Linked DNA regions of Homo sapiens: region 1 is linked to region 2. Evidence: chromatin loops called from intact Hi-C (ENCODE). Cell type or tissue: HCT116. All regions are shown on one strand. Links, peaks and the distances in the headings refer to the core of each region. The heading gives the core; the rest is flanking DNA. Region 1 has its middle 230 kb from the start of MANEA-DT. Region 2 has its middle 370 kb from the start of MANEA-DT.

The links. A loop is a pair of places that touch in the nucleus more often than their neighbours do. Peaks named below come from ENCODE experiments on the same cell type or tissue, not always from the same donor. Only the 100,000 strongest peaks of a DNase experiment are listed, where the experiment ranks them.
Region 1: a loop joins it to region 2, with 2.1 times the contacts of the local background. A loop is called at or near these places in 10 of 110 quality-filtered maps.

Annotation. Positions count from the first base shown.
Region 1 is chr6:95,345,628-95,358,172 of GRCh38, reverse strand. No RefSeq gene overlaps it. Among named protein-coding and RNA genes, the nearest start is that of MANEA-DT, 230 kb to the left of the region's middle. In HCT116, for the core only: no CTCF peak of the experiment used is centred there; a DNase peak (open chromatin) is centred at 5,882.
Region 2 is chr6:95,196,948-95,209,492 of GRCh38, reverse strand. No RefSeq gene overlaps it. Among named protein-coding and RNA genes, the nearest start is that of MANEA-DT, 370 kb to the left of the region's middle. In HCT116, for the core only: a CTCF peak has its summit at 6,143 (motif pointing left); a DNase peak (open chromatin) is centred at 6,172.

The DNA of each region.
Region 1 (12,545 bases), core at 2,816-10,815, 150 kb before region 2:
TGATTATAACCAAGTGTTTGGTTGGCATTTGCACTATCCAAATCAGGAATCTTTAGTTCAGAATGTTTAAGCACTTCAATATTGTCATTAAAGTCTATATGGGGACATTTAATAATTGTCATTAGGGGTGCATGCAGTATTTTTTTAATTGATGAGTAATATTAAAACACATGCTTTTAAAACACATGATTTTACAGTTTCCCACCCTTGCATGCATAACAAGTAAGAAAATGGCAAGTCTGACATTCTCACACATAGGGAGTTCCACTTTAGGTTTAGAAATCTGTTTAGTCCTGGGCTTCTGATTAACTAGAATACTCTGCCAACCAATCTGACTAGACATGTGGTGTGGCTGATCCCGCCATCAGAAGAGTGTTAACTCTACCTCAGCGTGAAACTTTTCACAAGGTGCTCCCTGGAATGTCTCAGGATAGAGTGAGATCTCCACTAAGCCTGTATGAACAGATTGCTTGGCTGTTTTGTTTCTTCTCAATGTTTGTATCTTTATCAGAAATTGGAATAAGACTTGCAGTTATTGTGACATACCAGCTGGCATAGAGATAATGGGAGACAAGTTGAATAGCTCCTACCTACCTCAAACTGCCAAAGGCTACCAATATTTACTCAAAGTACATAACACTTGCTTCACAGACAAATTAACATAGGTCCATTCAACGCAACTAGATAAGAAGAAACTCCTGAAGGTGCTTTGCAAATTACTAAAGCTTCGGAAGCACAGACTTTTCCAGACTATCTTCTCTAATTAAAAAGTCATCATTTAATGAGTGTGAATTCTAACTGTGTTTAAATGAGAGAAGAGATCAGCCATTAAGAATGGAATACATTTAAAAATCACTGAAGAATTTTCAATCACAACCTATTTTCAGTGGGCAAGAATTCAACTGAGGTTAGATAAAGCCAAACATTACCAGTGTCAGACAATGTTCAACTAGACGTAGAGGGCATTTTATGTGAACTCTTAGATCACACGTGTAGAGAGGCCATGATCCTAGAAAGAGATTTGTCAAAGGAGCACTGATCCTGGGCTGCTTTTTTTTTTCGCTAATCTCAAAGACATTCTTTGTATAACCCAGTGATCATGCTACACTTCACAATCCACTCTTCCATATGACTAATTCATACTATCTCCTCTTCTTCAACCTTTAACATCCACTTCTACACTTGCTTGATAAATTGGAGGAGAACTTTCACATGCTTCCATATCATGTCTACAAGTCTACAATCTACCTGTAACTGTACAAATACTCCTGGTTTTCCTCTTATTATTCCGAATGAATTCTCAGTGTTTCTAGGCAAAATCCTCCCTCCCTCCCCGTCCTCTCTCTCTCTTTCCTTTCCTTTCTCTTTCTCTCTTTCTCTCTCTCTCTCCTTTCTTTCTTTTTCACTTATTTTTGAGAGAGTCTTGCTCTGTCACCCAGGCTTGAGTGCAGTGGTGTGACCTTGGCTCACTGCAACCTCTGCAAGTTCAAGCAATTCTCCCTGCCTCAGCCTCCCCAGTAGCTGGGATTACAGTAGCCCGCCACCATGCCCAGCTAAAAATCCTCACTTCTTTTGTGCTAGAATCTATCTGATTTTACTTGCATAATCCAATAATTCCAGTAATTTTTCTCCTCTTTTTTAGAAATCATATTTTCTCTTCCATTCTATGGATTTTTTAATATCTACTTTTATTTCTCAAATTCTAAAAAGAAGTTTCTTTTTATTCTAGTATTAAATGAAATAGTCAAATCTCAGTCTTCAATTTATTTGACCTATTAGTAACATTTAATTCAGTTGTTTACTTCTTCCTTCTTGAAGCACATCCACCTCTTTCCACCTGGCTTACAGGAAAGCAAATTGCTTTTTATTTTCTTTCCCTCACAGGCCTCTAGTTGTCAAAACATTTAAATAGATATCTTAAACTTAACAAGTCCAAAACAGAACTCTTTTCACTTCTAAATCTGCTCTTCTCACAATCTTTCTCTTCTAATCTGTGGCAACTTCATTCTTCCAATTACTCATAAATATTAAAGTTACCCTTAACTCTTCTCTTTCTCTTGTCCCCTATATTAAATCTGTCTGGGCCGGGTACAGTGGCTCACGCCTGTAATCCCAGCACTTTGGGAGGCCAAGGCAGGTGGATCACGAGGTCAGGAGTTCAAGACCATCCTGGCCAAGATGGTGAAACCCCGTCTCTACCAAAAATACAAAAAAAAAATTAGCTGGGCGTGGTGGCAGGCACCTGTAATTCCAGCTACTCAGGAGGCTGATGCAGAGAATTGCTTGAACGTGGGAGGCGGAGGTTGCAGTGAGCTGAGATTGCATCACTGCATTCCAGCCGGGGTGACAGAGCGAGACTCTTTCTTAAAACAAAAAAAAAAGCCTGTAATCCCAGCACTTTGGGAGGCAGAGGCGGGCATATCACGAGGTCAGGAGATCAAGACCATCCTGGCTAACACAGTGAAACCCCATCTCTATTAAAAAAAATACAAAAAAATTAGCCGATCGTGGTGGCAGGCACCTGCAGTCCCAGCTACTCAGGAGGCTGAGGCAGGAAAATGGCGTGAACCCGGGAGGCAGAGCTTGCAGTGAGCCGAGATCGTGCCACTGCGCTCCAGGCTGGGCAACAGAGCTAGACTCTGTTTCAAAAAAAAAAAAAATCTGTCTGCAAATTCTGTTGACCCAATCTTCAAGCTATACCCAGAACATGACTATAGTATAAACACCTTTGCCCTGGAATAAGACATTATTATCTCTTACCCAGTTACTGGACACATTTTCTAATTTTCACTCTTTCTTATGGCTGTGTATAGTTTATTCTCAGTATTAGCAGCTAGCAATGATCCTTCGTAGGCTTTCTAATTCTTACATTAAGAGGTAAAGTCTTCGTAATAGTCTATAAGGTCCTCCATGATTTGGTCACCCATCTCCCCTCAGCCCACATCTTCTATTTTTCTTCTAGTGCCACACTCTGCCTAAGTCTCATAGGTCTCCTGACTCTTTCTGACACTAGATGTTACCGACAAGTCTTTGTTCTTACGGCTCCCAAGATGGTTGTGAGCCGCTCCCAAGATGGTGGCTGGTGGCTCCCAAGATGGTGGCGGGCAGCTCCCAAGATGGCGGCAAGACTTTTGTTCTCTGACCTGGGGTTCTTGACCTCACAGATTCCAAGGAATGGAACCTTGGGCCATGCAGTGAGTGTTATAGCTCTATTAGAAGCTGTGGGTCACGGAAGAGAACTGTGGAACCCAGCAACTAGTGTTCAGCTCTATTTGGACGAACCCAGGCACTTGGCCATGCAGGAACAATGGCGAGCCTCTAGCCCGATCCAGTGTGGCAATGGGTGTCTTGCTGGATCAGGAGCACAGCAGAGACCCTGCTGGATCCGGAGGGGTGGAAGTCAGTGGCAGGTCTGCGACAGTGGCAAACAGCAGGGGTGGACAGCGAGTGAAAGCTCAGCTCGAGCCGTAACAAACACAGACCAGAAGAGTGTGCAGTTGCAATATTTAATAGAGTGAAAGAGCTCCCATACAATAGGAGGGGACCCAAAGAGGATTGCCCCCCAAAGTGGGTTGCCACTCCCGGCTTGAATGCCTGGGGTTTATATTCCAATCATTGTCTCTCCCCCCTGTGCTCTCAGATGATAGATGATTTGACTTTTCTTTACCTCCTGCTTTTAGCCTAATTCGTATTTTAGTGAGCCCTCTTTACTACCTGATTGGTCGAGTGTGAGCTGAGTTACAAGCCCCATGTTTAAAGGTGGGTGCAGTCACCTCCCCAGCTAGACTTAGGAATTCTTATTTGGCCTGGGAAATCCAGCTAGTCCTGTCTCTCATAAATATGCACCTAGCAAGAATTATTCATCTACTGTGCCCCATACCTGAAAAACTCTTCCCCCTATTTATACATATGGTTTACTTCCTTGACATTTTTAAGTCTTTAAAACATATCACCACCTCTATAATACACTCTGATCACCCTTTTAAATTTGCAAATGGGCCCTCAACCTCTGGATCTATCTATCCCTCTTTCCATTTCCATTTTTAGCCCTTGCTCTTAACACCTTCTCACGTTCTGAATATTTTGCATATGTATTTTATCATATTCTCCCAACTCAGAAATATTATATCTTTGAGAAGTTCCCTTTCTTCCTTTCCTTTCCCTTCCTCTCTTCCTTTGTCCTTTCCTTCCTTTTTCTTTCTTTCTCTTTCTTTCTGTTTCTCTCTCTCTTTCTTTCTTTTTCTCTTTTTTCTTTCTTATTTTTTCTTCTTTCCCTCCCTCCCTCCCTCCTTTTCTGCCTGCCTTCTTTCCTTCCTCCCTTCCTTCCTTTTCTTCTTTTTCTTTTACTTATTATTTTTACTTAAAAATTAATATGTGGCTCAGTTATCTTTCCTTTGGAAAGTACTGATCTGGACAATAGCTGGGAGGAAAAGGACTACCTGGAGAGTCAGTCTTTGTAGGCTTTATAGTAAAGCCTTAGTTTGTCAGCAAAGATGACAGCTGAGCTTTTACATTAAGACAAAGATGATTAGGGCACACTCAATGACATTTTTAAGACAACAATTCCTGCTATTTTCTTCTGTTCTTTTTTTTTTTTTTTTTGAGACTAAGTCTCATTCTGTTGTCCAGCCTGAAGTGCAGTGATGCGATCTCAGCTCCACCTCCTGGGTTCAAGGAATTCTCTTGCCTCAGCCTCTCGGGTAGCTGGGACTACAGGCGGCACCACCATACCTGACTAATTTTGTTGTATTTTTAGTAGAGACAGGGCTTCACCGTGTTGGCCAGGCTGGTCTCGAATTCCTGACTTCAAGTGATCTGCCTGCCTTGGCCTCTCAATGTGCTGGGCTTACAGGCATGAGCCACTGTGCCCGGCCCTTCTCCTATTCTTTAATAACCTAGAAAGCATCTCTTTGCTATTTTTATTGTCTCTATTTATGCAATTAAAAGTTTAAGAAACATTTAACGTGTCATTGAAATAAATCTCTAATAATATTGTGTACCTTGGTATCTTATCAAGCAAAAACTGAGTTACATTTCTTTGATGAAAACTTGGTAAAATTGATACTTCAGTGGTTACCATCTCTACACAGGAAAAATACAGGCTTAATCTCTTGACTCTAAATAAATTAATTATGGCCTGGATGTGTTTTTTGTAATGCAGTATATATTATTTACTTCACACAATCCCTCTTCAGCATTACAAAGTGAATAAAGGTTGAGTATCCCTTATCCAAAATGCCTGGGGCCAGAGTGTTTCAGATTTCAAATTTTTTCAGATTTGAAATATGTATACAGACATAATGAAATATCTTGGGGATAGGACCCAAGTTTAAACGCAAAATTTACTTATGTTTCATATACACCTTATACACATAGCCTGAAGCTAATTTTATTCAATATTTGAAACAATTTTTTGCATGAAATAAAGTTTGTATACATTGAACTAACAGAAAGCAAAGGTGTCACTATCTCACATTGGTGCTCAAAAAGTTACGAATTTTGGAGCATTTCAGTTTTCACATTTTTGGGTTAGAAATGCTCAATCTATATTAACATCACGTTTGGCAAGATGCATCAAGGATTTCTGCCAGGATATGTTTAGCTTGATTGCTAGGAACGTATATGATCTGGGACAGAAAGCACTATCTAATTGATTTATAAAAAGTAACTAAGGGAACTTTTAGAAGATGAGGTTTTTCTCACTTCAATGTATGTCTGATGTGTGGCAATTATATGCCACATATTATTTCAAAAAGAATTGCTTAATTTTTTGTATAATCTGACAGTAATTTGATTCCTCTTCTGTGGCACATTTAAAACCTTAGACTACATATTATTTTTTCATCAAATATATCAAAATGGTATTACACTGCATGTGTAGAAGTGTTATACTGAGATTGTAACAACAGAGGCCAGTAAAGCACTAGGCTTTGTGATTTCACAAGATGAAATTGCCTTAATAGTAGGAAGAAAAAAAACCAACATGTTTATTCTGGAGGATAAATATAAAACATGTATGCTTATTCAACTCTAATTATATATCAAAATACTTTATTTTCATATAGAAGAGAAAATGAAAGATTTTTAGAAATGGAAGAGTTTGGCACAGAAACTGAAAATCATATATGAGCTCTGAGCATATGGTTAAAATTTGAACTTTCTGTTGTCAGTGAGAGTTTTTATTCTTACTGTTTTATAATAGAGACTTTGGGGAAATGTGTATTTTTCAATTCATCTCCCAATTTTGCTTTGACCTTTGAATATTAATAATAAAGAGTCTAGTTACCTCCTATGAATCTCTTTTACAGTAATACAGTGAAATACATACAGTTTACTTACTACACATTTTTATGGGCCAGAGTGTAATCAATTAAAAGAAGGGGCATGCTCTGCGTTCATGAACACTTCTTTTTTCTTGTCAACAGATCTGCCTCCCAAAGTACAATTTTGATTTAATTTCATTGGCATTTTAGAATGACAAAGAGCAGATTTTTAAAAATATTAACTTGTTATATACTTCTTTTTCCAATATAATTTATTACAGCATAATATAGATTTATTTACTTTTGCCAAAATAAATATTGGCAAAAATAATGGAGACTGGCTAATTAAATTAGCTTTTAAAAAGTATAAGTCCATTTTCATCTCAACTGTTTTAGATAGGTCAATGGAAAAACCTTCAAGGCATAATAGATGAAAAATAAAGTTTTTAAGGTATAATGTATGAGAAAAATCTGTTCAACACATGGCAGATCTAACTTCATGTATTAAAAAGAAATTGACATTTTAAAATTGCTGTTTTTATGTTCCTTTCTGATTTCAATAGTGATATAGGATACAGTTTGGAGGCACAAATGCTAGAGAATTGAAGTTTTCTCTTTCTGCCAAATCTAACGTATGTATCTTAATTATTTAAATCTTATTTTACTCATATTATTTCATGCTTGAGTAAGAATGATGAGATGACCTTACTTACAGGCTGATGGTAAACTTATAAAGTACAATTTTAATTTAATTTCATCAACATTTTAGAACGATGAAGAGCACTTCATCATTCTAAAGAATGACACTTTTTGGTGTTTGAAATAGCATACTGTGTTGTTGTTACTATATATATATACAGTTTATATAAAATATTAGGACCTCCTTTCATAGAAACTATTCACAATAGACAGGGAAACCGTTTAGAGTATGAGTCTACATTTATGTGAGATAGAAAAGGAAGCAAAATTCAATCACTTCTTGGCTTTTTGGCTAAGATCAAGTGTAGAAAGCAAAATTCAGTTAATTTCAGTATAAATAAAGTTTTACCCAACTGACTGAGTAATAAATGATTCAAAATACTTTAGCAAATATCTGTTTGCCTCAGTATAGTGAAATAGTTGGCACTATGACTGCCTTAATTGAATATCATGAAAACAACAGCATCGTATATATTCTTCACTGTGGACTTGATTATAAATTATTTAATGACATCTACCTTCTGTACACTTGCTGTTGATGGTCTTACTCTTCATGAAGTTAGAAAATTATTTGGATTGAAGTAAAACAATTAAATAATCATACATGCTGTTGAGTTTATGTTAGTGACTTCAGTTATTATATGCTCCTTATGGCCCTCAATAGTGGCACTGTCAAAAGGAAGCCTCAGTTCTGCAAGACTGCGTATGCTACCGTTATGATGCATTTGAATCAGAACCAGGCCAACTGGCATATCATAAAGCTCAATGATAAATATAGAATAATTGTTTACAAATTTAGCTTGGCTTAACTTCAGCCACAAGTAGAATATATACACGTATTTCATGACAGAAACTATGATTTAAATAGATCTTTATTAGGGTTAGAATGAAACACATTCAAGACCTCTTGATTAATTGTCTGAGGGTCAGTTCAGGTCATTCATTTACTTGTGAATTGGACTGGTCTTAGAGTAGTGAATTAGAATTTAGAGCTTTCATATAATAAATTATATTTTCATTGCAGTCTTTATTCTTGGGGTTTCTTACTTTGTATGTATATATGTGTGTATGTGTATATTTATATAAATTTAATACAAATAAATGACAACTAGCACATTCCTAATACGGAAAAAAGAAGTAAAATATTTCTTTTAATGATTAAAAAGCTTGAATAAAGTCAACCCACATTTTTCAGTTAGGTCAGTTTTGCTATTTCTTCGTTTCTACCTGGAGCTCAAGAATAAGAACTTTTGAACTGGGAATGTAGCCACCTGAGAATGCCAGTAGGGTGAATAGTTCAACAAAACTGTAATACAACATTTTGATGTATTTGGAACCAAGATCAATAAAGAACTGTTTAAAGTATTTCACTAGAGGCATTAATGGGGCTGTTATCATTGAGCAGCTTCTCTTGGTAACTCCCATAGTGCTAATAACATAATAATATAGAACAAAATCCTAATAGAATAATAATTTCAGCTAGCAACTCAGAATAGAAACTAACTTTAATTATGAGTGCTGTGGGGTCATTTGTGTAAATGTTCCAAAGAAGTCAAGTGGTTGTTTGCATTAGAGTTACTAGGATTCCAGAACCTTTCAAAAAAGAAGCAATATGTCAGCTTATTTAAAACAGTGTAGACTATATATCAATTTGGCTAGCACTCTCTCCTCTCTCAAAGCTTTGCTCAAATCTTGCCCTCATATTGAAACCAACATACAAACCTTATTTACTAATAAGTCCACCACCTCAAGTCCCCAGTAGCCCCTGGCATTCTGATTCCTCTTTCTGCTCTATTTTTTTTCCTTTTCTCCATACCACTGTAAGACTTGAATTTTCAGGAAAGTATGACTCTTCTGAAATATGGAATCTTTCAGCAAAATAAATATGGTATTTGAACACATTAACAGGATGACTATATTCCAGACTGTAACTTAAGTATCTCTAAGTAAAGCTCTTCACCTAATTCAATCTTTATCTGAATCAAATTTCTACATCGTTGCTGATTTCCTTTCCCTTTCCATGATTGTAATACATCTAGTAGTAGCCGTGACATTTTTACATCACATTGCTACATTTTAGTTATAAAATTATAGTTGTTACAGTAATTTTAAAATATAAAATAAATTTGCTAGTATTGAAAAATGAAACCTGTTCTCTGATGATCCAAAGCCATTTTTTGTTAACATCTTTGTATATCTTCTTCCATTATTCTATATTAGTTATCATGTGAGATCTAATTTTATGTTGTGGATTTTTTTTACATAACATTATAACACAAGTACTTCTTAAGTTAATGTGAGATCTTCAGTAGCTTTATTTTATTGACTGCATCTTATCATATAAAATGTATAGGCCCAAATTGAGCCCCCCATTTAACATTTTGGTTTTTTATTCATTCTAGGTCTGCAGTAATCTTCAGTTCTGATCCTAGGTTTATCATCACGCTCAGATAATTTTTTGTAAACTGCAGGCCTCAAAGATTAGGCATTTAAAAACAAGAAAAAAGAATAAGAAAATCTGTTGCCTTTTGAAAAACTCTATAATTTTTCAGAGTCTATAGAAGTTTAATTTATCTTAGCCTGTTTCTGTATATTTGTTTCTGATAATTTTCTGAATTTTTGACAGGGATTCAAATAGGGCATATTTTACCCTTTCCTTATTGCATTTTAAGGATAAAACATATCTTTTAGATAATTTTAAACATGTTTTTATATTATTGGTCATAATTGCATTACCATTCTCTGTAGTGAAAATCAGCATTATACTCATTTCATTGTTGATATATATTCCATAATCATCACAATCCCCATTGATCTTTCAAAAACTTCTCCATCTAGCCACTCATTTACATGAAATATTTCATTAACTTGTTACATAACTAAATATAGCTCACATTTGATTATTTAATTATAATGCCTCATCGTCACTTAAGTATGAGGAGAAGTAGATATAATATCCACAGTAGGTAGCATAAAACTATTAATGCATAGAAATAAATATTTTCTAGGAATCAATACAGCACTTGAAAACCCAGCAAACCTTCCTCAATCTTATTTTAGTGTTGTAGGACAATCAAGTTTCAGTCTATGTATAGATTTACAAAATAAGAAAAAAATAAATTCTGTGAGAGAGCAGATACATTCAGGTAAAATTACCTAGCAAATCTTTTCATAGAAGTGCTTACCATGGCCCAGTTAGGAAGGACCCATTCCATTTGCACAAGACCTGTTTATACAATAGTGTCATATTACCAATGCAATTATATAGGCCTGGATGATTCATGGGACAAATTAAAGCATTGAATAAAGTGTTATTGTAGTCATTATCCTTCATTGTAAGTGAGCATTTTCACAGCATTATATAAGTATTATGCATCATAAAGTTAATAGGGAAACAGTATTAACTATGTTGCTGCTTTGTATACAGATTTCCTTTGGTGTTTTGAGTGGTGAAATGTGTATAATGTATTATTGAAACCTTTACTACAGAGTAATAATTTCTCATACTGTGTTTAGGATTCATGCCCAATCCCCCAGGTCACTAATTTAGAATGATTACATTTGCTGGTATATTCCAACTCCAATCTGCCCATTGTCTTTAGAACACATGTATTATATGCAAGAGGCAGAGTCTTGCTCAATTCATGTTAGTATCTGAATGAATATGAATTAATGGAAAATATATGCCTATATTATGTATAGATTTATATGACAAATATCTTATTTACTTCCTGTTTAATGTCTGCTCACTGACCACAATAGCTCTGACATCCCTTTGCTACATTCTGACTGACCTAGATCCAAGACTCTTGGTGGCAATAAAGAGATTATGCTGACAAGAGTGGTAAGGAATAAAATTTACTAGTTTGAAGACATGCATTGCAGATTTTCTGAACCTGTGTTGAAGTATCTATTATCGGTAATACCTGTAGTGAAACCATCTTAATATGTATTAAAATTTTAATAAACATCAATGCATTAAATAAATTATGTATTTATTTAATGATCTAGGTAAGGAATTGCAAAAGATGCTAATGTGTAAAGAGCATGTCTAGCCACATAGAACAGCTCTCCTTCTCTTTTTCCAGTACTACTTTTGTTTGTTTGTTTGTTTTTTGGTTTTTGACAAGATCTCAGTCACCCAGGGTGAAGTTCAGTGTTGCAATCTTGGCTAAATGCCTTACTCCAACCTCCGCCTTCTGTGCTCAAGCAATTCTTCCACCTCAGCTTACCAAGTAGCTAGGACTACAGGCACACACCACTACACTTGGCCAGTTTTTAAAATTTTTTGTAGAGACGTAGTCTCACTATATGCCCAGGCTGGTATTGATCTCCTGGGCTTAAGTGATTCTCCCTCGTCGATCTTCCAAAGTGCTGGGATTTCAGGCATGAGCCACCATGCTCAGCCAACTACTATTTTTCATTAGTTGCAATTGTTTATAGTTATCTTTTCCAGCTTCCTAAAAATAACAACATTGCCTCTAACAGAAGTGAATCTGGATAGTCACTTAATAACGTGTCCAGCAATAAGTAGGCAGAAACATGCCTTGTATTCTTGTTGTTTTTTTTTTTTAAGGACTGAACCAGAAGAATAAGCGTGGCAAAGTTGAACATTTGCCTTTTGATTATAGAAAACTGTTTGCATGACAGCAAAAACATATAAAGTTAAACCAAGTAGTGGTTTAAAAGAGTGAGCGTGAGGCTACTAGATGAATATATTGTGCAAAGATATAATAATTCTTATTTTGAATACTGAAGTTAAATATATTTATATATGTAATTCTAATTTAATTATATTAAATATATATTACATAATAAAATAAATTTATGAAATGTGAATTACATAGTTTTTTGTTGTTGTTTTGGTTTCTAATCTCACAGAAACAATCTGCCATTCTGTGAGAGAAAGGCCAAGTGGCTGTAAGCTATTAAATGGTAGCTGTCCAAATACTATTACAGGAAAGCAGTGTTCATTCTCTCTTCTCTCCCTCAAACTTTAAAGTATTTTTTTAAATAAAAATGCAATGATCATTTAAAATTTAATGATAATATGAAAATAAATACAAATTTTTATCTAAAAACGTAAGATGTTTCAATACACATTTCAATGTGCTGGAAACTTTCCATTTTATTCAAAAAATCTGCTCCATGTTAAAAGCCTTGACTAAAGAGGAAGTTTTTATAATCAAAAACAATTTTTCTTTAGATAACATTGTGTACAATGCTATATATCTCTCTTCCTTCGGCTTCCCTGTTCCCTTATACACAACAATATTAAAATTTGTTCAATTAATAACCATACAATGGCCTCCAAGTGTTCAAGTGAAAAGAAGAGTTGCAAGTCTCTCGATTTAAATGAAAAGTTACAAAAATTAAGCTTGGTGGGGAAGATATGTTGAAAGCTGACACAGGCTAAAAACTAAGACTCTACTACCAAAAAGTTAACCAAGTTGTGCATGCAAAGAAAGAGCTCTTAAAGGAAATTAAAAGTGGTACTACAGTGAACAAGTGAGTGTTCAGAAAGTGTAACAACCTTATTGCTGATGTGAAGAAAGTTTTAATGGTCTGGATAGAAGATCAGAC
Region 2 (12,545 bases), core at 1,798-9,797:
AATTATTGAAAATTGATCAAAAATTATTCTTATTAATGGAGGAATATTTGAAATAACAATTTCTTTGGGTTCTAGTTAGAGCACGTTTTCAGTAACAACAAAAATGTAAAAAGCGACATGGCAAAATCACCATTTCCTTTTCAGTTTAGAGGTGCACCATACTGTATCACAGAAAATTTATTCATACTGCTAGACAAGCCAAAATTTGTGGAATAGACATATGTTCAGATACCTCCAAAAATCTAGTAGCATCCACTGTTGAAAAGTCCCAAAAGATATGCTTACTTCAGCAATATTGCTGCTGGTAGGAATTTGTCACTCTTTACATTGTTAAATTTAAATGCAAAAGAATAGAAACTTTAATTCCCATCGTAATCCTTCAAAACTTATCTCTAGTGATAAAAAAAAAAAAAAGCCTTTTAAACTAGGCTACAATAATTTCCCCCAACTATTCGGTAATAGGAATAGAACACAAATTAGACATAAAAAAATCCCGTTCAACTTTTGAACACAATTTTAAAGTGAAAGTTTTATTCTGAATTTGAAATTTGCCAAGGTCTGTGGCTGAGTTTCAGATATCCACTTCCCTTCTTGGCAGCAGATAATTTGGAAATCAGAAGTCTGCACACTTGAGATATTTCCAGGCTTAGAGTGTCAAAAAGACAAGATGACATATGGTGAAGTAAAAGGGATTTCTCACTTTCAGGAACACATTTCAACTTCCAAAACATAAAAATAAATAAGTGCTTTTTCAAATTCATAAAAGAAATAATGAGAATTTTGCCCAAATATTATAGACATATCAACGTTAAGCAGCAAGATGTTTGAGTCTATCACTTCCTGCAAGCTTTCTGCTAAATAGATAAGTTCAAATTTCAGGATTGTCATGTTAACTTTGGCATAAACGTGCTTTTATCTTTGGCAAAGATGACAGTAATCCCCCTCAAAGAAAAATTATAGTGTAATTAAAGTATACAATTTGATGTTTTTATACCAACGTTTCTCTGGGGAGTTTCTTCTATACTCTACTTGCTAATTTTAAGTTCAAATGCGAGTATTAAGGGAATTGAGTTGGAGGAGACAAAGGTCTGTGAAAATGATTCATTCTGTTGTCCATTTACCTTGCTCTTTTTTTTTCTGCCCTTACTGCCTGATTGTTACAAAGGCAGAAGTTGATGTAATCTGGAATTTTGCTACTCCAGTTATTTTAATCTGTTGGTCTTTAGAACACATTGATACATCTTAGCACTTCAAATGACAAGTAGTTACAAATTAAATTAGTCAATTTTGTAACTTCTTTCTGACTATTGGCAGAAGAATTTCGTTTTTTTTTTTTAAAGATTCACTGTGGAGTGAAGGATTAAGCATGCTTGCAGATCTCCACTATGTAGATAATTATTATAGATTATCAATTGTTTCATTAGTATAAATACTTCAAAAATATTTTCTTTTTAATTGCAGAATAACTTAATCGACAATAGTTCTGAGATGATTTGAGAAATTATGTGAAGAAATACTGCAAGTTTAACAAGAAAGTTTTATAAAATTGCCCATATGAATCTTTTTTGTTATTTAGATTTATATAAGGGATATCTTAGTGTGACAGTTTCTTTAGAATATGAGTGCAAGTCTAAACACATTTGGAAAATGACATAAAGTTATCAAAGAAAGTAGCATATTGTAAAAACTCATTTTATAAAGCAGTTTTTCCAAACTGTCAGATTATAGAAAGCATTCGTACATGGGTAGAGTAAGATTTTTCCCCCACATTTATTTTTAGATAATGAGAAATGAACTGTAAACTTTTTAAATGTCTCACTTTGCTAAGCCATAAAATATGGAATTTAAGTCTCCAAATAGCTCCTGATCTTGAGCCACTAATACTCTAGATTCTGTAGTGTTAATAGATTATATTAAAGATAAAAATTGATGTCTTCATTACTTCCAATTTTATGTAAGAGGAAAAGAAAAGGTAAAATAAAATGTATAAGCCTGTATAATAAAATGGTCATTTAAGCCGTGTGGGCCTCAATAATGTATCAATAAAAATAATTTATTATACACTTCATAAGATAAATTAAATTACACTTAGGAGGCAGAAGCACCCTGAGCTTTCAAAGAGAAGCACAGTATTGCAAAAATATGCTTGCTTACACAAGCTATAAATTATTGGCGGATTAAGGTTACATGTATGGTAGATAATTTGTTTGTAGAAATCACCCCAAGTCACTATTTCTCTTAGTTTCATTATAGAAAAAAATATGTTTAACTTATATCTGAGATCATAATATAGCCCATGAACTAGGAATAGAGAAAATCAAACATAGATTAGTATGTATAACATTGTTACCAAATATCCAGTACTATTTTCCAAGCTGACTGTTCCCCTCTATGATGATACTTATGCCTACATTTCTTTACGTTTCACAAGGAACAGATCAGATAAATCATGTATTTTGCATTTAGATTCAGATTACACTTTATCAATAGACTTCTCATAAGACCCTACTCTTCCCTGATGATTGCCAAATAGACATCAAAACATTTCAAAATAACTTACCATTGTCTAAAATTCAGTGTTTATACCATGGAAATATCTGAGGTCTTCCATAGAGTCACATATTAATGTTTCAGCAAAAACCATATGTATATAAATATGTGTGTATATATACATATATGTGTATATACATATATGTGTGTATATACATATATGTGTATATACATATATATGTGTGTATATACATATATGTGTATATACATATATATGTGTGTATATACATATATGTGTGTATATGTGTATATACATATATGTGTGTATATACATATATGTGTATATATGTATATACATATATGTGTGTGTATACATATACGTGTGTATGTGCGTATACACACGTATATACATATATGTGTGTATGTGCGTATATACATGTATATACATATATGTGTGTGTGCGTATATACATGTATATACATATATGTGTGTATGTGCGTATATACATGTATATACATATATATGTGTGTATGTGTGTATATACATGTATATGTATATACATATACGTGTGTGTATATACATGTATATGTATATACATATACGTGTGTGTATATACATGTATATGTATATACATATACGTGTGTATATACATGTATATGTATATACATATATGTGTGTATATACATGTATATGTATATACATATATGTGTGTGTATATGTGTGTATACGTATATACATATATATGTGTGTATATATGTGTATATATATATGCATATATATGTATGACACTAGTAGCTAAAGTTTTTCTGGGAACAACTTTAAGCATGTATTTAAGATTAATGTCCTAAATATTAATTTCAAATTGAGAGCAGTATGCAATTATCCAACCTAAAAATGAAACAAGCTATTTTAAATATATGATTTTAAAAGCCAATGATTCTGTGCATTACTTTGCCAATTTTTCCTTAGAAATGTAAGAATAGTCTTGCAATTCTAATACATTTCTCTCTCTCTGTGTATACACTCTGTATATACACACACACATACAGTAATACAAAATAGAATATATTTTAGTACTTAATTACATACAAGTACACATACATACACATATATGTGATTAAGTAACATTTGGAAAAGAGGCTTTGAATATAGTAAAATAAAGATAGCATGGTAATACCTTTACACAGAAGTCATTTTTTGCATGTATGATTATAACCTTAGGATAACTCATTAGAAGTAAAATTTCTGGCTCAAAAAGCATGAACTGTTTTCAGGATCTATCTATATTAACACCCTAGGTAATTTCGTTCTCTTTTATGAGTTTAAAAAGAATTTATACACGAAACACCCAACTGAGAAGCTCCAATTCTGGCCTCTCTCCTCAAATCTGAAGTGATGGGTCCAAATAAATGATGCCTCCAACTGACAATGTAATAAGTATTTAAAACTTAAAATGTCCAAAAAAGGAAAAAAAAAGGCCATTTGATTTTATAAGCAAAAGCATGTTAAAATCCGAGTTATGTCATATATCCCTATTCAAAATATACTTATTTCTATTCATCTGAGGGAATGAAAGCCAAAATCCTTGCCATGTCTTATAAAGTTCTACATGATATGAGGCATTCTGTCTCTGCTCTTTCTCTCTTTCAGCCTACTCAGTGCCATGTTCATTGGCCTCCTTGATTTACTGCTAACGTGCCTAGCATGCTCCTTCCCTAGGCACTTTCCAAGCACTCTTCCCTCTATCTGGATTGTTTGTCTCCCAGTCCACCAGATAGCAACATGGCCTATTCCCTCCCTTCTTTCAAGTCTCTGCTTTTATGATTTCTCTTACTTACCTGAGACAACACGGTGGTGATCCATGATCACCATTTTTAATATGACACCCTCTATCCTAACACTCCCTTTCTTTTTATCTTATTTATTTATTTATTTATTGAGACGGAGTCTTGCTGTGTCACCCAGGCTGCAGTGCAGTGGGGTGATCTTGGCTCAATGCAGCCTCCACCTCCCAGGTTCAAGCGATTCTCCTCCCTCAGCCACCCAAGCAGCTGGGATTACAGGCATGAGACACCACGCCCGGCTAATTTTTGCATTCTTAGTAGAGATGGGCTTTCGCCATGTTGGCCAGGCTGGTCTTGAACTCCTGACCTCAGGTGATCCTCCCATCTCGGGCTCCCAGAGTGTGGGAATACAGCCACTTTATTTTATTTTATTTTGCTATATATCCCTCATATACACCCAGGCTATTAGACGTTTGTTGTTCTTTTTCTTTTTCCACCCTCCACATAATACCCATGCTGAAGGCATGGACCTTGTCACTTGTATCCAGAGCTGCACTATCACCTTTAGGACATTTCTTGGCTGTGACAGGTGTTCCTAAAATATTAATACAGTTGATAAAAGAATGAAGATATTTTAGGCATATTAACAAATAGATTTCTGCAAGTTTGAATTATTTTAGTCAATCACATCTATGTGTTTGAAGGTGCCCTTTCAACTGTGCTTTAATCAATATTTGAAATGTAGCCCTCTCTGCAACCAACACACACACATACACACTCACACACATGCCCAGCCCTCTGCAAGGCTGACAGGAATGAAGTATAGAAATGATGCAAGAATAGGGCACTTTCACGTTTCACTGTGAGTCGAGTACTCTGTATAAATGGTGCTTTGAGTATTTAGAGAGTTGCTGAGGATTGAAGGAGGAGAGAGACAGGAAGGGTGTAAGACAAGTGCAAAAGATAAATGTAGAGAGAAATAGCACACAACAATAGAAAATAGACTTGGCAGAACTATTTTAGCCAAGAACTGAGATGGGCATTGGATTTTCACATGTGTCCCAAAGCATTGATTACATTTTTTCACCATTTCTGTCAATGTGCTCTAAAAGCTAGCACAGCAAAAGGAAATCAAGTTTTTGCTATATATGTCTTGGAATAGTGAAAGAAAAATACCACAAATAATGAGCCATGATTTAAACTGGATAGTGAAACGATGGTTTATGTTTTACAGTGAAATACTTCACTCTGTTTTCTCAAGAACACTTTGGTTAGCTTCTATTTTTAGTATATAAGCATCTTGTCTTAGATCTCAAAGATGGAGCCCAAAACTTTTCAGTTGAATAAATTTATAGAGCATTTATACATTGTGTTTTCAGACAAAATAGTCTCTCTCTCTTTCTCCCTCTGATGTATCTATCTATCCATATGTACATTATAACTAGTCAATTCAGAGACTAATGATGAAAATGTGCAATAAACCAAGAATTATGATTACTCTAATTCTGAATACATGAGTTTCATTTAAATACAATGTTACAGGAATACCTCATTTCATTAGTCTTTGCTTTATTGTGCTTCACAGATATTTCATTTTTCATAAATTGAAGGTTTGTGGCAACCCCCATGGAGCAAGTCTATCAGTGCTATTTTCCACCAGCATGTGCTCACTTCCTGTCCCTGTGTCACATTATAAGAATTCTCAAAATAGTAAAAACTTTTTCATTATAGTTATATTTGTGATGGTTATCTGTGAACAATGATATCTGGTGTTACTATTCTAATTATTTTATAGCGCCATGAACTGGGCCAATATAAGATGGTGAACTTAATTGATAAACATTCTATGTGTTCTCACTGCTCCACCTACTGGCCACTCCCTGTACCATTCTCTCTATTCTCTCTTTCTATCTCCCTCCTCCCCTTATCCTCCCTAACCCTCTCCCTCCCTGTCTTCTCTAAGCCTCCTTATTCCGTGAGACACAACTATATTTAAATTGGGCCAATTAATAAAGTTCCAATGGCCTTTTTGTGTTCAAGTAAAAGGCAGAGTTGCATATTTCTCAATTTAAATCAAAAGTTAGAAATGATTAAGCTTAGTGAGAAAGGTATGTTGAAAATCTAGATAGGCCTAAAGCTCATTTTCTTGTGACAAACAGTTAGCCAAGTTATAGATGCAATGAAAGAGTCCTTGAAGGAAATTAAAAGTGCTACTCCAGTGAACATGAGAATAATAAGAAAGTGCAACAGTTTTATTGCTGATACAGAGAATGTTTTAGTGGTCTGGATAGAAAATCAAATATTTCCACAAGCCAAAACCTAATCCAGAGGAAGGCCCTAACTCTCTTTAGTTCTACGAAGGCTACGAGAGGTGAATAAGCTACTGAAGGAAAGTTTGAAGCTGTTATTGCAGAGATCTGTTCATGAGGTTGAAGGAAAGAAGCTCTGTCCATAACATAAAAGTGCAAGGTGAAGCAGTAAGTCTGTTGTAGAAACTTCAGCTGGTTACCATGAAGACCTAGCTAAGAAAATTGACATACGTGGCTGTGCTAACAACAGATTTGTAATGTGCACAAGACAGTCTTCCATTGGAAGGAGATGCCATCTAGGACTTTCAAGCCTAGAGAGAAGTCAATGTCTGACTGCAAAGCTTCAAAAGACAGGCTAACTCTTGTTGGGGCTAATACAGCTGATGACTTTAAATTGAACCCAATACTCTTTTACTATTCTGAAAATCCTAGGGCCCTTAAAAATTATGCTAAATCTACTCTTCTTGTGCTATATTAATGGAGCGTCAAAGCCTGGACAGCAACACATCCATTTACAGTATAGTTTACTGTGTTTTAAGCCCACAATTGAGACTTACTTCCCAGAAAATATACATTTCTTTCACAATGTTGCTAATCATTGACAATACATTTTGTCATTCAAGAACTCTGATGTAGATGTACGAGGAGATTAATGTTGCTTTGGTGTTTGCTAACACAATATCCATTCTGTAGTCTGTGAATCAAAAAGCAATTTTGACGTTCAAGTTTTTTTTTTATTTAAGAGATACATTTCATAAGGCTATAGCTTCCATAGATACTTATTCCTCTGATAGATTTAAGTAAATTGGAAACCTTTGGAAATGACTCACCATTCTAGATGCCATTAAGAATACTCATGATTCTTCAGAAAATATCAAAATATTAACATTAACAGGAGTTTGGAAGAAATTAATTCCAATCCTGATGAATGACTTTGAGGGTTTCAAGATTTCAGTGGTGGATGTGACTGGAGATGCAGTGGAAATAGCAAGATAACTAGGATTGGAAGTGGATCCTGCATATGTGATTGAATTGTGGCAATCTCAGAAAATACTTTAATCAATGAGGAGTTGCTTTCATGGTTAGAAGAGAAAGTGGTTTCTTCAAATGAAATCTACTCCTATGAAGCTATCGTGAACACTTTTGAAATGACGATGAAGGATTTAGAACATTACATAAACTTAGTTGATAAAGCAGTGGCAGGGTTTTACAGAATTTACTGCAATTCTGAGAAAAGTTCTACTATGGCTAACATGCTATCCAACAGCACCTAATGCTATAGAGAAATCTTTGCAAAAGGAACAATCAATAGGTATAGCAAACCTTACTGTTCTTTTATTTTAGACCTTGCCACAGCCACCCTACTTTTAGCAACCACCATTCTGACCAGCAGTCATCATCATCGAGACAAAAACCTCCATCAGAAAAGATTATGACTCTCTGAAAGCTCAAATGATTATTAGCATTTTTTAACAATAAGGTATTTTTAATTAAGTTATGCTCCCTTTTTTTTGGACATAATGCTATTTCACACTTAATAAACTCTCAGTATAGGGTAAACATAACATTTATATGCACTCAGAAACCAAAAGAAAAAAAAAACCACAAACAAACATGTGTGTGACTGGCTTTATTACAATATTCCTGATAGGGCTGGGCTCTGTGTCCCCACCTAAATCTCACCTTGAATTGCAATAATCCCCACATGGCAAGGGTGGAACCAGGTGGAGACAATTGAATCATGGGGGTTGTTTTCCTCATGCTGTTCTCCTGATAGTGAGTGAGTTCTCAGGAGATCTTATGATTTTATACGGAGCTTCCCCCTTCACTCAACACTCAATCTCTCTCTTGCTGCCCTGTGAAGAGGGGCCTTCTGCCATGATTGTAAGTTTCCTGAGGCTTCCCCAGGCATGTGGACTGTGAGTCAATTAAACCTCTTTTCTTTATAAATTACCAAGTCTTGGGTATTAATTCATAGCAGCTTGAGAATGGACTAATACAATCCCCTTGATTGTGGTGGTCTGAAACTGAACATTCAATATCTCCAAGGTATGCCTGTATTTGTGTATGGTAATATTGTGATTGATACCACTAATGATTCAACCTTAGATAAGTATACTAAATCAATCATGGTAGTAGTTCCATTGTCTTTATCACTGATTGGTTAACATTTTGATATGCTTGGAATTATTTAGGCCAATAAGAGACCAGGTAAAGCATTTCTACAGCAGTTTGAAAAAAAAGGAAACTTGCTCCTTTGGATAAAAACAAAGAAGAACACTTCCCTCTGAAATGCTAAAACTAATATTGGGTGAATCCAATATCTGGCAAAGGAGTTATACAAAAGAGATAGACATACACCCAGAGACATACCCCACAACAAAAGAAAGGCAGTGATCTCCATGGCAACAAATCGGAACTGACAAGAACAGGCAGTGAAAACTTCGGCCTTTAAGACTGAGTTTTAATCTAGAAATATTTGAATGATATTTGGCTTCAATTGGCATGTTATTATGGGTAAGATTGTTTCATCACTGCTCAGTGCTTTTGAGATTCAATAAACAATGTTGATAGCAGGCATTAAAAATAAAAGCAAATGAAATTAATACCCAATATTGTACATAATTGAGTTGTGACTATTCAACATATCTTATAATATTTGAAATATAAATTAATTATATTAATTTTTAATTACATATTTTTGGTAATGCGGACACTACAATAGTTATCAGCTGATTTCCACACATCTGGAATAACTATTGTTTACCAAACATATTTGTGTTAAAAAGTTACAGCTGTAGTGAAATACGAGGGCAAAAATTATTTAGTACTATATTTATAATATGTAAATTACTGTTAATTGTTCATAATTAAATGTTTTTGAAAGAAAATGAAGAATTATTATAAGTCATATACATAGCTCTATAATGAGAAAAAAGTATGTTTAAAAGTAGGTTTAATTAATGTAATTATAACTTGATCATTGTGTTATTCTTCAATAGGATATCAAGAAAGAAATAGAGTTTAGCTTGGCACACAAGGATAAGTGGGATCCTGCCTATTACCTGTTCTCCTATATTCACCAAAGGAATCCTTGGTTCTAAACAAGCAAAATTTTAAGTATTTTATTTCTTTTTTAGTGTCTTAACTTTCTTTTCTCCTTTTTCCTTATTCTCTTATATCTTATTATAAACTTTTCCTACTTTCTAATCTGACCACATGCCATTTACCTCTGTCACCATAGTATCCTGTGCCTATCATTACAATAGATTTTGTCATGCTTCACAGCACTTCTCTAGTTGCCCATTTCTCCCACTATAATGGAAGCTCTCTGAAGACAGACTTTTCCTTAACTCTTCATCTCTTCTGTTTACCACAGTGTGTAGCATATAGGACACATTTAATAAATATTTGTTAAAACCATGTGTAAACAAATAAATGAAATTAATGAGGCACCAGTAAACTCTGTGTGTCCAAATAAAAAAGAGAAACAGGTCACAATTTAAATTTTAATTTCATATAATGACTTTTGCTATTATTAATTAAACTTCAAAAATATTATCTAAGCCGTCTTCCCAAATATAATCAAAATGGTATTAATCTGTTCTCATGCTGCTAATAAAGATATACCTGAGACTGGGTGATTTATAAAGGAAAGAGGTTTAATTGACTCACAGTTCCACATGGTTGGGGAGGCTTCACAATCACGGCTGAAGGCAAATGTGAAGCAAAGTCACGTCTTACATGGCAGCAGGCAAGAGAGCTTGTGTAGGGGAATTTTCCTTTATAAAACCATCAGATCTCTTGAGACTTATTCACTACCATGAGAACAGCATGGAAAAGACCCACCCCCATGGTTCAATTACCTCCTACCAGGTCTCTCTCATGACACATGGGAATTATGGGAGCTACAATTCAAGATGAGATTTGGGTGAGGACAGAGCCAAATCATATCATTCCAACTCTGGTCCCTCCCAAATATCACGTCCTCTCATTTCAAAGCCAAACATGCCTTCTCAACAGTCCCCCAGATTCTTAACTCATTTTAGCATTAACTCAAGAGCCCACAGTCCAAAGTCTCATCTGAGACAAGGCAAGTCCCTTCCACCTATGAGCCTATAAAATCAAAAGCAAGTTAGTTACTTCCTAGATACAATGGGGGTACAGGCATTGAGTAAATACACCCATTCCAAACGGGAGAAATTGGGCAAAACGAAGAAGCTACAGACCTCATGCAAGTCTGAAATCCAGTGGGGCAGTTAAATCTTAAACCTCCAAAATGATCTCATATGACTCTCTGTCTCACATCCAGGTCATGCTGTTGCAAGAGGCAGGCTCCCACAGTCTTGGGCAGTCCTCCACCGTGGCTTTGAAGGATACAGCCCCTGCTGGCTGGTTTCACGGGCTGGCATTGAATGTCCTCAGTTTTTCCAGGGGCATGGTGCAAGCTGTTGGAGGATCTACCATTCTGGGGCCTAAAGGACAGTGGCCCTCATCTCACAGCTCTACTAGGCAGTGCCCCAGTGGGGACTCTGTGTTGGGGCTCGCACCCCACATATCCCTTCCACAAGATATCATACTGGTGGATTACGTTGATGACATTATGCTGATTGGCTCCAGTGAGCGAGAAGTAGAAACACACTGGACTTATTGGTGAGACACTTGTGTGCCAGAGGATGGGAAATAAATCCAACTAAACTTCGGGAAACTTCTACCTCAGTAAAATTCCTAGGGGTCCAGTGGTGTGGGGCCTGTTGAGATATTACTTCTAAGGTAAAGGATAAGTTGCTGCATTTGGCCGCTCCTACAACCGAGAAAGAGACACAAGGCCTGGTGAGCCTATTTGGGTTTGGGAGGCAACACATTTCTCATTTGGGTATGTTACTCCAGCCCATTTATCAAGTGACCCAAATGGCTGCAAATTTGAGTGGGGTCCACAAAAGGAGAAGGCTCAGAGCCAGCTCCAGGCTGATGTGAAAGCTGCTCTGCCACTTAGGCCATACAACCCAGTAGATCCAATGGTGCTTGAGGTGTCAGTCACAGATAGGGATGCTGTTTGGAGCCTTTGGCAGGCCCCCACAAGTGAGTCACACAGAAGGCCTGTAGAATTTTGGAACAAGGCCCTCCCACCTTCTGCAGATAACTACTCTCCTTTCGAGAAACAGCTCCTGTCATGTTACTGGGCTTTGGTGGAAACTGAAAGTTTGACTATGGGTCATCAAGTCACCATGGGACCTGAGCTACCTGTCATAAACTGGGTGCTATCTGACCCATCTAGCCATAAACTGGGGCATGGGAAACAGCATTCCATTGGCCGTCGACTGAAGGCTGCACTATTGTTTCCCTACTTTTGAGGTTTTGGGACTCAGACTGGCTTCCTGGCTCCTCAGTTTGCAGACAGTCTATTGGGGACTTCACCTTGTGATCGCGTGAGTTAATTATCCTAATAAACTCCCCGTCATATATACATCTATTTTATTAGTCCTGTCCCTCTAAGGAACCCTGACTAATGCAAAGTTTATAAAGGAAAGAGATTTCAATTAATTGTCTCACAGTTCCACATAGCTCAGTAGGCCTCACATCATGGCTGAAGACAAATGAGGAGCAAAGTCACATCTTACACGGTGGCAGGCAAGAGAGCTTGTGTAGGGAAACCCCCCTTTGTACAATTATCAGATCCTGTGAGACTTATTCACTATCATGAGAACAACATGGGAAAGACCCACCCCATGATTCAATTACCTGCCACTGGGTGCCTCCCATGACATGTGCGAATTATGTACAATTCAAGATGAGATTTGGGTGGGACACAGCCAAACCATATCAAACACTATCCTTAATTAATTGTAGACTGTGTATACCAAGTATGTTCCCAAAGTTTATATTAAAACTATATTTTATAAATATATTATGTCAATGGATGAAACTATGAAGCAGACATGATTCTTTCATCCCATGTTTA